Linked DNA regions of Homo sapiens: region 2 is linked to region 1. A link is a loop called in an ENCODE intact Hi-C map of the cell type or tissue named here. Cell type or tissue: OCI-LY7. All regions are shown on one strand. Each heading gives the region's core, and the rest is flanking DNA. Links, peaks and the distances in the headings are about the cores only.

Region 1 (5,394 bases), core at 176-5,175:
AGGGTAAGTATATTTTTACTTCTTCGAATTTTTAGAATAAAACTAAATCTGGAAGACTCAAGAATTTGATTCCTACATGCATTTTCTCAAAATATTTTCACCCAAAAGGCTAAGGAAACCCAATCTTGGCTTAATTCCAAAGTTACTTTCCCTTGGTTTACAAAGAATAATATCTTCCTTGATACCACATATTTATTAGAGCTTTCATAAAAGTTCAAATGCGTTATATAATCTAATTTCTTCTTTGTCAGCACAAAAGTAAACCCTCAAAATACATTATAAATATATACCCAAAAGCTAAAACTATAAAATGTCTAGAAAAACACATAGAAAAAATCATTGTGACTTTCAGTTGGCAAAAATTCTTAGACACAAAAAGCACCACTTTTATAAGTGATGCTTATAAGAAAGCAGTGATTAGCTCAACTCCAGCAAATTTTTATATTTTTATTTTTTGAAAGACTCTATTGAGAAAATTGAAAGATGAGGTACTTGAGATTGGGAGAAAATTTTTTTTGTTTGTTTTGAGACAGAGTCTTGCTCTGTCGGCCAGGCTGGACTGCAATGGCACTATCTCGGCTCACTGCAAGCTCCGCCTCCCAGGTTCACGCCATTCTCCTGCCTCAGCCTCCGGAGTAGCTGGGACTACAGGCGCCTGCCACCACGCCCGGCTAATTTTTTGTATTTTTAGTAGAGACGGGGTTTCACCATGTTAGCTAGGATGGTCTGGATCTGACCTCGTGATCCGCCCGCCTCGGCCTCCCAAAGTGCTGGGATTACAGACGTGAGCCACCACGCCCGGCCAAGAAAATGTTTTTAATACATATGTCTGACAAGGGACTTGCATCCAGAACATAAAAGCACTCTTATAATTCAATAAGAAAAAGCAAACAGCTTCACTAACATGTCAAAAATGTTTGAACACAACAAAAGAAGATATTTTAATGATAAACACATAAAAAATTATCCACATCATTAGTTATCAACACAACAAAAATTAAAACTATAGCAAGACACCACTACATACCCATTCAAATAGCTAAAATTTAAAAGACTGATATTACTGGCTGGGCGCAGTGGCTTATGCCTGTAATCCCAGCACTTTGGGAGGCCGAGGCAGGTGAATCACTTGAGGTCAGGAGTTTGAGACCACCCTGGCCAACATGAAACTCCTTCTCTACAAAAATACAAAAAAATTTAGCCGGGCATGATGGTGCACTCCTGTAATCCCAGCTACTTGGGAGGCTGAAACAGGAGAATCACTTGAACCCAGGAAGCAGAGGTTACAGTGAGCCAAGATCATGCCATTGCACTCCAGCCTGGGCAACAGAGCAAGATTTCATCTCAAAAAAAAAAAAAAAAAAAAAAAAAAAGACTGATATTACCAAGTCTCACTGAGTGTGAAGCAACTGAAATTCATACATTGCTGGTAGATGAATAAACTGATAATGCCATTTTGGAAAAGAGTGTGGTACTTTCTCATAAAGTTAACATCTCATACAACCAGTACTTCCACTTTTAGGTATTTAGCCAAGAGAAATGAAAACATTGGCCCACAAAAACACACGTATATATACATTTCTGGCCACTTCACTTAAGATAGCAAAATCTTGACACAACCCAGAACTTTGTCAACAGAAAACGACATAAACCCATCATGGTTTATTCATACAATTAAATATGATTCATCCATAAGAAGGAATAAACTACTGATAAGTGCAATAACGTGAATAAATCTCACTGACATTATGCTGAGCCAAGAAAGCCAGACACAACAGTATATACCATATGATTCTGTTACTATAAAACTTTAGAACTGATAAAACCAACTCATGTGATAGAAATCAGATCAGTATCTGCCTGAGGTGGGGTTGGAGAGGAATAACTAGAAAGGAACATGAGCTTTCTGGGGTGATGGAAATGTACTCTATCTTAATTTGGGAGGTAGTTGCAAGCTTGTTTTCATTTATCAAAACTCATTTAACTGTCTACTTAAAATGGGTGCATCTTATGGTATATAAATTATACTTCAATAAATTTTATTTTAAAAATATGCAGAAGTAACTATATTTATATGTGACAATGGAAAGGACCTGCAAACAGCAACACTCCAAATCAATGAGCACACCTAGTACCCAAACTTTAGTGTTTAAATATAATTCTCATGTAAAGGAACCAGGAATTCTTGGGAAAATGGCTGGTTTCAAGGTTGAGGAAAACACAAAATGAAACTAGAATATGTTGTTGTGGCAGAAACTCAAGAAGTACTCAAAAAATAATGGACAGTGTCAAAAAGGACAAAGAAGCCAGCTCTAAGGGACTCCTGCTGGCCAACTCTGAGAGAATCTGAGTATCAAAATGTATAAGGATAGTAACAGATTATAACCCACTAAATTAAACAGGGAACCTAAATAAGAAATAAATAAATGAGTAAATTGAATATGATGAAGAAAGAGATATTTATTTGATTTTAAAAGTATCTTCCCTCAAAATACTTTTTAAGTACAAAGTAAAAGGATGTAGGAAAAGGATGTAATGCTACAGTGAAGAAGCATGGCAGACACCACTTCAATCAAATGATCAAAGTAAGCATCATTAATAATGCAATAAATTGAAATTGCCACCTACTAGGGCATATGAGGAGACTGCATCAGTTTTGTGACTCTACTATTAAAGACACATAACCTGAATCTATTCCTAGAGATGTTACTATACGCATCATGCCAACTTTAACTTATAGAAATGCAGCAAAAATCTCAAATGTTTCCTTCTGGGTCAGCAGATACCCTATACACAGTACAAGCATTGATAACTCTTCTTATTGTACCACTCATCCTTTCCTCCCTTAGACATATCTCTGATCCATCATCTTAATCTCTTTGCTATTTTTATATCTTTAGATATGCAGCACATTTTTCTAATTAGAGCACTTCTACTTCCTCAGAATTTGTATAAAAACAGATAGCAACATGAATATCACTAGAAGATTTTATCTGGAGACTAACCTCGTATCTTTTAAAATACCAGATCTCTGTCAAGAACAAAGTTTCCACAGGACAGTAGATTATAAACATCTGGCACCCAATGGCCAGTGATTCAGTTACTGGCTGACATTTCAACCCTGAACTCATCTAGCAAATGGTGTCTAAATTATAATTTCTGCTAAGCCTATAAATAAGGAGATAGGAGGCAGCACCTGGAGACTCCGAAAGCATGAGCTGGGGTCTTTTGTCATGCTTGGTATAGCACAGAAGCTTTGTAAAAAACTTAGTCACCTGGAGGTCAGTGAAAAATGACAGTGGCAGCTGCAATCACTCAAGTACAAAGAGGAAAAAATGTTTCTTTGCTGGACTGCATGGTTGGCTGGGCACTAGCCACTTGTGACGAGAAGAGAATTCAATTCATAACCTCACTATGTTCCTTGGGCGGCCCATGCATACTTCCTGACTTCTGTAAGGGTTACTGGTAGCACAGCTTCTCAGCCCTTTGTCCTTATTTGAGCATAGAACACTAAATCCCACTTTTAACACCATTGGTAAGAGAACATTAAATCTCCAGTCTCTGGGGTACTCCACAAGCCTGATCTCAACCTGGGAAAGAATAGTTCTCACCTGATGGAGCAAAGCCTGTCAGAGAAACAAACATACCATCTGATTTTTAAACTCCAAAATGTGCTTAAATTTTTAAACATTCCATCTCTGCTAATCTATTTAAGAAATGGAGTGATGGAAGTGAATACCTAAGACTAAGATGAGTCTTCCACCAGAGAGCCAAGCTAACTCACTACTTTAGGAGCAAGAGCTAATGCTTTGTTGTAAATCTAAGAATGCTTTGCATCATTTTTCCACTGTTCATTAAATGAAATGTATACCACTTAATTATTATTCATGTGACAGAATATTTTTATCATAATTATATTTCAATTTAGGCTCATTTCAGAGCTAGAAAACCCATTAAACAGAAACCCTAATATCTTCAGAATTATTGAGAAGAGAGCCCTGACTATATAGTCACACTGCTTCATTCTCTTGTCCCCTTCTGGTGAGACTTCAAGAATGTACCTTCCATTGACCCATTCTCTTCTCCTGATAAGTATACATATTTAACAACTGAATTCATTATAATTAATGCCCCCTAATATACAAAGGGCCATGAATCTTTAAAAACAAGAAAATTGGTGAAATCAGGGAAAAGGAAATATAACTGGCCAAAAACACATTAAAAGTGCTAAACCTAACTGATGATTAAGGAAATAAAAATTGAAGAAATTATACTATCAGAATGGCAAAACAATTATTCAATGATAACAGCCATTGGTAAAGATGTGAGAAACTAGGTAGTTGAATTGAAGCTGATAAAATCTCCTTAGGGAGCAATTTGGTATTATGTTTTAAAATGTAAAACTCATATTCCCTTTGAGCTAGCTCTTCCATTTTCAGAAAGTTATGTTATAGACTCTCATATACACACACTAGTATATATACACATATGTATATATGTGTATAAACACACATGCTAATTGCCATTTTAATTTTTTAATTAAAAGCAACCTAAATGCTCACTGATAAGAAATATGTTAAATATAATATATAGGTATATATACACACACACATTACAATGTATTGGCATATTCATACATTGAAAAGCTGTGACATCATGAAGACACCAAAGCAAATCTAAATGGAGCTGTCTCTCAGGTACACCAAAATAATAAACATATTTTGGTAAAAATTGTGTGTGTACATATATATATATATATATATATATATATATATGTCTTTTATAACTACATAAGCTTACATAAGCATACAACGTTTTTGGAAAGATCCACAAGAAACTCTTTACAGTGGTTAGTTCTGGCAAAGAATACAAAGGGTCCAAAATGGAAGGAAAGCTTATTTCTGTCATCATGTACCAATTTGAACTATTTGAATTTTGTTCATGTGCATGTATTACTTGTTCAATAAAAGGAACATGTTACATATAATATTTATGTTATATATATTTATTTGACCTGCAAAAATAAATATTATATGTAACATGTTTCTAGTTTGGGAAAACCTCATTAAAGTTCTGTGAATATTCTTGTACAAATTGTTTTGTGGACACATGCACTACTTTTGGCACATCCCAAATATAATATACTCAAAGCCATCTGTATTAACTTCTCTCCTTCATCTTACATCTTCAATTCATTTTCCTGTTCACCAGGATGACAAAATTTTTTTTTAAAAAATATTCAATCCCTAGAATTTTTTTGACTCTTCTCTCCTCTTCACTTTCTGTGCAAAATGACTCTTCAAAAACTATTGTTCTCTTTCTCTTATAGTTCACATTGGCATATGACAGACTACTCAAAAATTAGCGTTGTAAAACAACCACCATTTTATTTTT
Region 2 (5,394 bases), core at 242-5,241, 200 kb after region 1:
AATCAATTCGTTCAACAGAAAATACTTACTGAGTGCCTTCTCTTTATGTGCCAGGCATTGCTCTGGTTCGAGTGATAGAGTAAAGTGAACAAACTCCTGCCTTCCTGGAGCTTACATTCTAGTAGTGAGAGATTGATGATAAGCAATGAATAAATTTCTGTTTATAATGTACTGTTTACAATATGATAAAAGATGTAGGAAAATAAGGAGGACTGGATTGAAGTTGGGAAGGGCCTTCCTCCCAGGGAAGACCTCAGGGAGAATGCAACATAGGCCAAAAACCTGAAGGAGGTAAAGGAGTGAGTTACTCAGTTATTTGGGAAGAGTGTCCCAGGGAGAAGATAATGTATCTCCATTAAACTAACAGTCATGCTTATAAATGAGCATGTTTGTAGGTTTCCTAATGATACACAAAGACATATGCCCAAGAAACACTTGCCTAGTTTTGAAATTTCTCTGTTACAGTGTATTATTAGTGTAGTGTATGTTAATTAAAGATGGAATAGAAAGTTTTCAGTGAGCAGGTCTACATGCATTTTGAAATTATACCTGGAAACCAAATTTAGTCTTTTCTTTGTTTCAGGATGTTATGGAACACTGGGGATGGAGTCTGGTGTGATCGCGGATCCTCAAATAACAGCATCATCTGTGCTGGAGTGGACTGACCACACAGGGCAAGAGAACAGTTGGAAACCCAAAAAAGCCAGGCTGAAAAAACCTGGACCGCCTTGGGCTGCTTTTGCCACTGATGAATACCAGTGGTTACAAATAGATTTGAATAAGGAAAAGAAAATAACAGGTTAAGAGACAAAAATTTTCTAAAGCAATTTGTAACACTTATTTTATTTGAAAAACTAGTAACATCTAAGATTTTCAGAGAAAATTAAGGCATTAAAATTGTAATTATATGGTTTTATATTTTCTTCACTGATGTTAATATTACTAGAGACACATTTTATGAAACATGGCAGAGAAAAGGAGTTATTTGTGTTGGTCAGGGTTCTCTAAAAGGACACAACTGATAGGACAGATGTATATATAAAGGGGAGTTTATTAAGGTGTATCGACTCACATGATCACAAAGTGAAGTCCCACAGTAGGCCATCTGCAAGCTGAGGAGCAAGGAAGCCATTCCGAGTCCCAAAACCTCAAAAGTAGGGAAGCCAACAGTGCAGCTTTTAGTCTATGGTCAAAGGTCCAGAAGTCCCAAAGCTAAGAACTTGGAGTCTGATGTTCAAGGGCAGGAAGCATCCAGCATGGGAGAAAGATGTAGGCTGGGAGACTTAAGCCAGTTTAGTCTTTTCACATTTTCTTCTGCCTGTTTTTATTCTGGCCGTGCTGATGCAGATTAAATGGTGCCGACCCAGATTGAGGGTGGGTCTGCGTGTCCTAGTCCACTGACTCAAATGTTAATCTCCTCTAGCAACACCCTCACAGACACACCTGGGAACAATACTTTTCATCCTTCAATCAAGTTGACACTCAGTATTAACCATCACAGTATTTAATTCGTAATAGCTTTTTGTTTCCATTGTAATGAGACTCTTTTTTTAAGGTAGTGTTTCAGTAAAGTGGTCTTGAGACATCTAAAATAACGGTCTCCTACAGTCATTAAGAGAAATTTATGTTAAAGGAGTCCATTTTAAATGATGAGATCATTAATTTTCCACATGTGGAGAGTATAAATTTAATTTAGGGGAACTTAGCAAATGGTCGGAATAATTGGTTGGGATTGGTTTAATTTTGTTAAAATATTTATTTTGTTTTGGTACTGTAAATAATACCAATAATCATCTTTAATCTGTTCATTCCCAGGAAGTCATCTTACCCAGTAGTCAAAATCTATTTTACGACGTTATAAACACAAGACACCAAAACAGAATAGTTCTTTACTTAATTAATGCCCACCCATAATCCTTCCTCTCTCTCCAAGGGAATAAGGCCAAGGATTTAGTAATTGTTATGACAAAAACGTGCACTTGGATATGGAAATGAGCCATAATTAGAAATGTTCGAGCTGTGCATTTCAAGTGTTTATACTTTGATGCTGAACAAACTTAGGGAATCAGACCATGTGCATTAATGAAAGCAACTCTTCATTCCCCAGGCATTATAACCACTGGATCCACCATGGTGGAGCACAATTACTATGTGTCTGCCTACAGAATCCTGTACAGTGATGATGGGCAGAAATGGACTGTGTACAGAGAGCCTGGTGTGGAGCAAGATAAGGTAAAATGATTACCAAGGTATTTTTAAAAAACATTTTTTAAATGGGTGGTTGCCAAGTCACAGAGCTCTCCTGTATAAAAGAGATGTAGAAGTTTAGAATGTCTTATACTACCCTCTTGTGGTTATTTTAGGTAGTGTTATTGGCCTTACTCTACTGACTTTAGAAAATTCTCAGTAGTTCTAGGTTCCTTTTGGTGATTGTAACGGTGAGTACTTTTCTGATTTTTGTCATTGCATTTTTAATTGAATTGTTTAGACACTTTATTAAGAAAGTCTAAAAGGGACCTTGTAATTTCTTATTTTTATGAAGCTTTTTTCAATTCACCAGATGATGGAGAGCCTTTGTTCCCAGATTTCTACTCTGTAGGCAAGAGGTAAAAAAAGAAAAAAGCTGAAAACCAACGTGCATTAAATTATAGGATATTAGAGATGAAAATTCATCTGAAGATCATCTCACCAACTTTCATCTTGGGAAACTTCTGTTTTTTCTTACATGAAGAATTGCTCTAGCATCTAATTATGGAATCTTTGTTTTAGTTAGCAACAATTTATGAAGATGCTGGAATGAGCCAGAGGAAATGATAAGGGGTGGGGAGCAGGCAGAGATGGGTCTTATTCAGATGTGTATCCCTTTGATCTTTAAATGGAGAAGTCCTTGTGCCTAAGGAAGATAGATGTCTCCCATCAGTACCAAAACTATGGGGCTGGGCATGATGGCTCACTCCTGTAATCACAGCACTTTGGGATTGCTTGAGCTCAGGAGTTTGAAACCAGCCTGGGCAACATGGCAACACGCCATCTCCACTAAAAATACAGAAAATTAGCCAGGCATGGTGGCGCATGCCTGTAGTCCCAGTTTCTTGGGAGGCTGAGGTGGGAGAATCACCTGAACCCAGGAGGTTGAGGCTGCAGTGAGCTGTGATCACTCCACTGCAATCCAGCCTGGGCGACAGAGGGAGACTCTGTCTCAAAGTGGAAAAAAAAGAACTGAAACAATGATGACATTTTTTCAAACTTTCCTATGAGTTTGATTTTGATTATATATTTTTGTTTTTTATCATGTATGATTTGCTAAAAAGTCTTCAATTACTACTTTTCTCATCTCTTTGTTCAAAAACCTCCAGGGGCTCATTATCTTTCATATGCATCTTAACTCCTCTGCTTTTATTCAAGGCCTCTTTCTTCTCTTCTACTTGGCGTCACATGAACTTCATCTTTGGTGAGCCTCTCCCTGTTAAAGAAAATAACAATACTGTCTCCATACATATCTTCTACCTCATGCCCCTAAACTTGACTACTCTTTACTCCTGCCACATCCATATTCATTTGTATCACATTTATTTTGCTTGTGGAATATAGCTAAATTTTTGGAATGTTAAGAATTGTTCAGGCTTATACTATAAAAACTTCTAAACATTAAATGATATTTCTGAAAAAGATTCTATGTTGCATTCATTTTTGAAAGGTAATTTCTCTAAGTGTAGAAATCTGGGTTGATCAGTGGTTTTTTGGTTTTTTTTTTTTTTTGGTTTTTCCTTTCAATAATTGAAATACGTTGTCTGCTGTTTGCTGGCTTGCATTGTTTTTGACAAGAATTCTGCTATTATTTCTGTTCCTCAATATGTGATATGTCTTTTTTTCTGTGGCTCCTTTTAAGGTTTTCTTTTTATCATTTGTTTTAAGCAGTTTGATTGATGTGGCTTTTTTATATTTTTCTTCTTTTTTTTTTGCGTGGGGTTCTTTGAGGTTTTTGGATCTGTAGGTTATGATTTGCATCAAATTTAGAAAATTGTAGTTCTTTTTTTTTCAAATATTTCCCTTCCCCAATTCTAATTTTATGAATATTATGACCCTTGAAGGTATCTTACCATTCACCAATGCTCCGTTCTTTATTTTTTTCAGTCTTTTTCTCTTTGTATTTTAGTTTGAAAGTTTTCTGTTTTGTCTTCAAGTTCACTAATCTATTCTTCTGAAATGTCTAATCTGTTAATCCCATCCAATGTATTTTTATCTCTGATACTGTATTTTTTATCTCTAGATGTTCAGTTTGGGAGTTTTAAGATGTCTCCAGTGTGTCTTTACATGCTCATGCTTTTCTCTATCTCTGGAACATGGAGCATATATAATAGCTCTTTTAATATCCTCATCTGCTAATGTTATCCTATGTCATATATGGGTCTTTTTATGTTGATTGATATTATGGATCATATTTTACCTGCCCGAATTTTTTTTATTGGATGCCAGACATTGTGTTACATTGTTTGGTGCTGGGGTTTTTTGTTATTAATATTCCCTTAAGTATTTTTGAGCTTTATTCTGGAATGTAGTTAAGCTACTGGAAACAATGTGATATTTTCAAGGCTTGCTTTTAAACTTCATTAGGCAGGACCTGGACAGCCTTCAGTTTTCTTATTTTTCTCCCCCACTGAGACAATACTGTTCTAAGTACTCACTGCAGCATCCCATGTATTATGAGGTTTCTCTGTTCTACCTCTTGGCAGTGTAAGGAATTCCCAGATCTACGGAGCTGTGAGACTTGTCCTGCTGACTCATTCCAGTGTTTCTTTTACTGGCCATAGGTCATTTCTTTACATGCAGCTGAAGATTTAAGGGATAACTCCTTATATATTCTAGAAGTGTCTCTCTCTCTCTCTCTCACTCACTCTATCTTTATAGCTCTCTTCTCTCCTAATCTCTGCCTACAAATTCTAGCTACCTTATTGGCCTCCCACTCTCAGCTCTGTCTCTGCAACTCAGTGAGACCGGCAGGCTCTGTTAGGGATCTCTCTCCCTGCACTGTGGCCTGGAAACTCTTCTATAGACAGTACTGGGGCAATAAATAGCAGGGTTCACCTTATTTGTTTCCCTTCTTTCCGTCATTATTGCCCAAGGCAGCCTGTTATCCAGTTTCTCAGGTACGTATAGGGCTGAACAATAAGTCTAATCCGTTACTCTTATGGTCAGAAATGCAAATCTTCACATTGAATTGTATGAATTAACAGTCTTTTCCCGCTCATGTAAGTCCATCTGCTCCCTCATCACCTCCAACCCAAGGGTAATTGGTGTATTCATTTTACCCCTTTTCTGAGCCTGCACATGTGCATGAGTACGCAGAGACTGCATTTGGTTTTGTTTTTAGAAAATGGGATTTATATATATATA

Evidence for each region. Hi-C counts contacts between places; a loop is a spot of excess contacts. Peaks named below come from ENCODE experiments on the same cell type or tissue, not always from the same donor. Only the 100,000 strongest peaks of a DNase experiment are listed, where the experiment ranks them.
Region 2: it touches region 1 in a loop (2.6-fold over the local background); 1 of 110 quality-filtered maps calls a loop at or near these places.

Annotation. Positions count from the first base shown.
Region 1 is chr3:99,010,226-99,015,619 of GRCh38, reverse strand. No RefSeq gene overlaps it. Among named protein-coding and RNA genes, the nearest start is that of LINC00973, 98 kb to the right of the region's middle. In OCI-LY7, for the core only: CTCF peaks have their summits at 2,136, 2,340 and 3,130; DNase peaks (open chromatin) are centred at 2,319 and 3,369; H3K4me3 peaks cover 2,541 bases; H3K27ac peaks cover 3,632 bases.
Region 2 is chr3:98,814,607-98,820,000 of GRCh38, reverse strand. DCBLD2 (discoidin, CUB and LCCL domain containing 2) reads left to right here. Exons shown (of 16, transcript NM_080927.4): 8 at 584-799; 9 at 2,108-2,232. Among named protein-coding and RNA genes, the nearest start is that of ST3GAL6, 54 kb to the right of the region's middle. In OCI-LY7, for the core only: CTCF peaks have their summits at 2,159 and 2,373 (motif pointing left); a DNase peak (open chromatin) is centred at 2,350.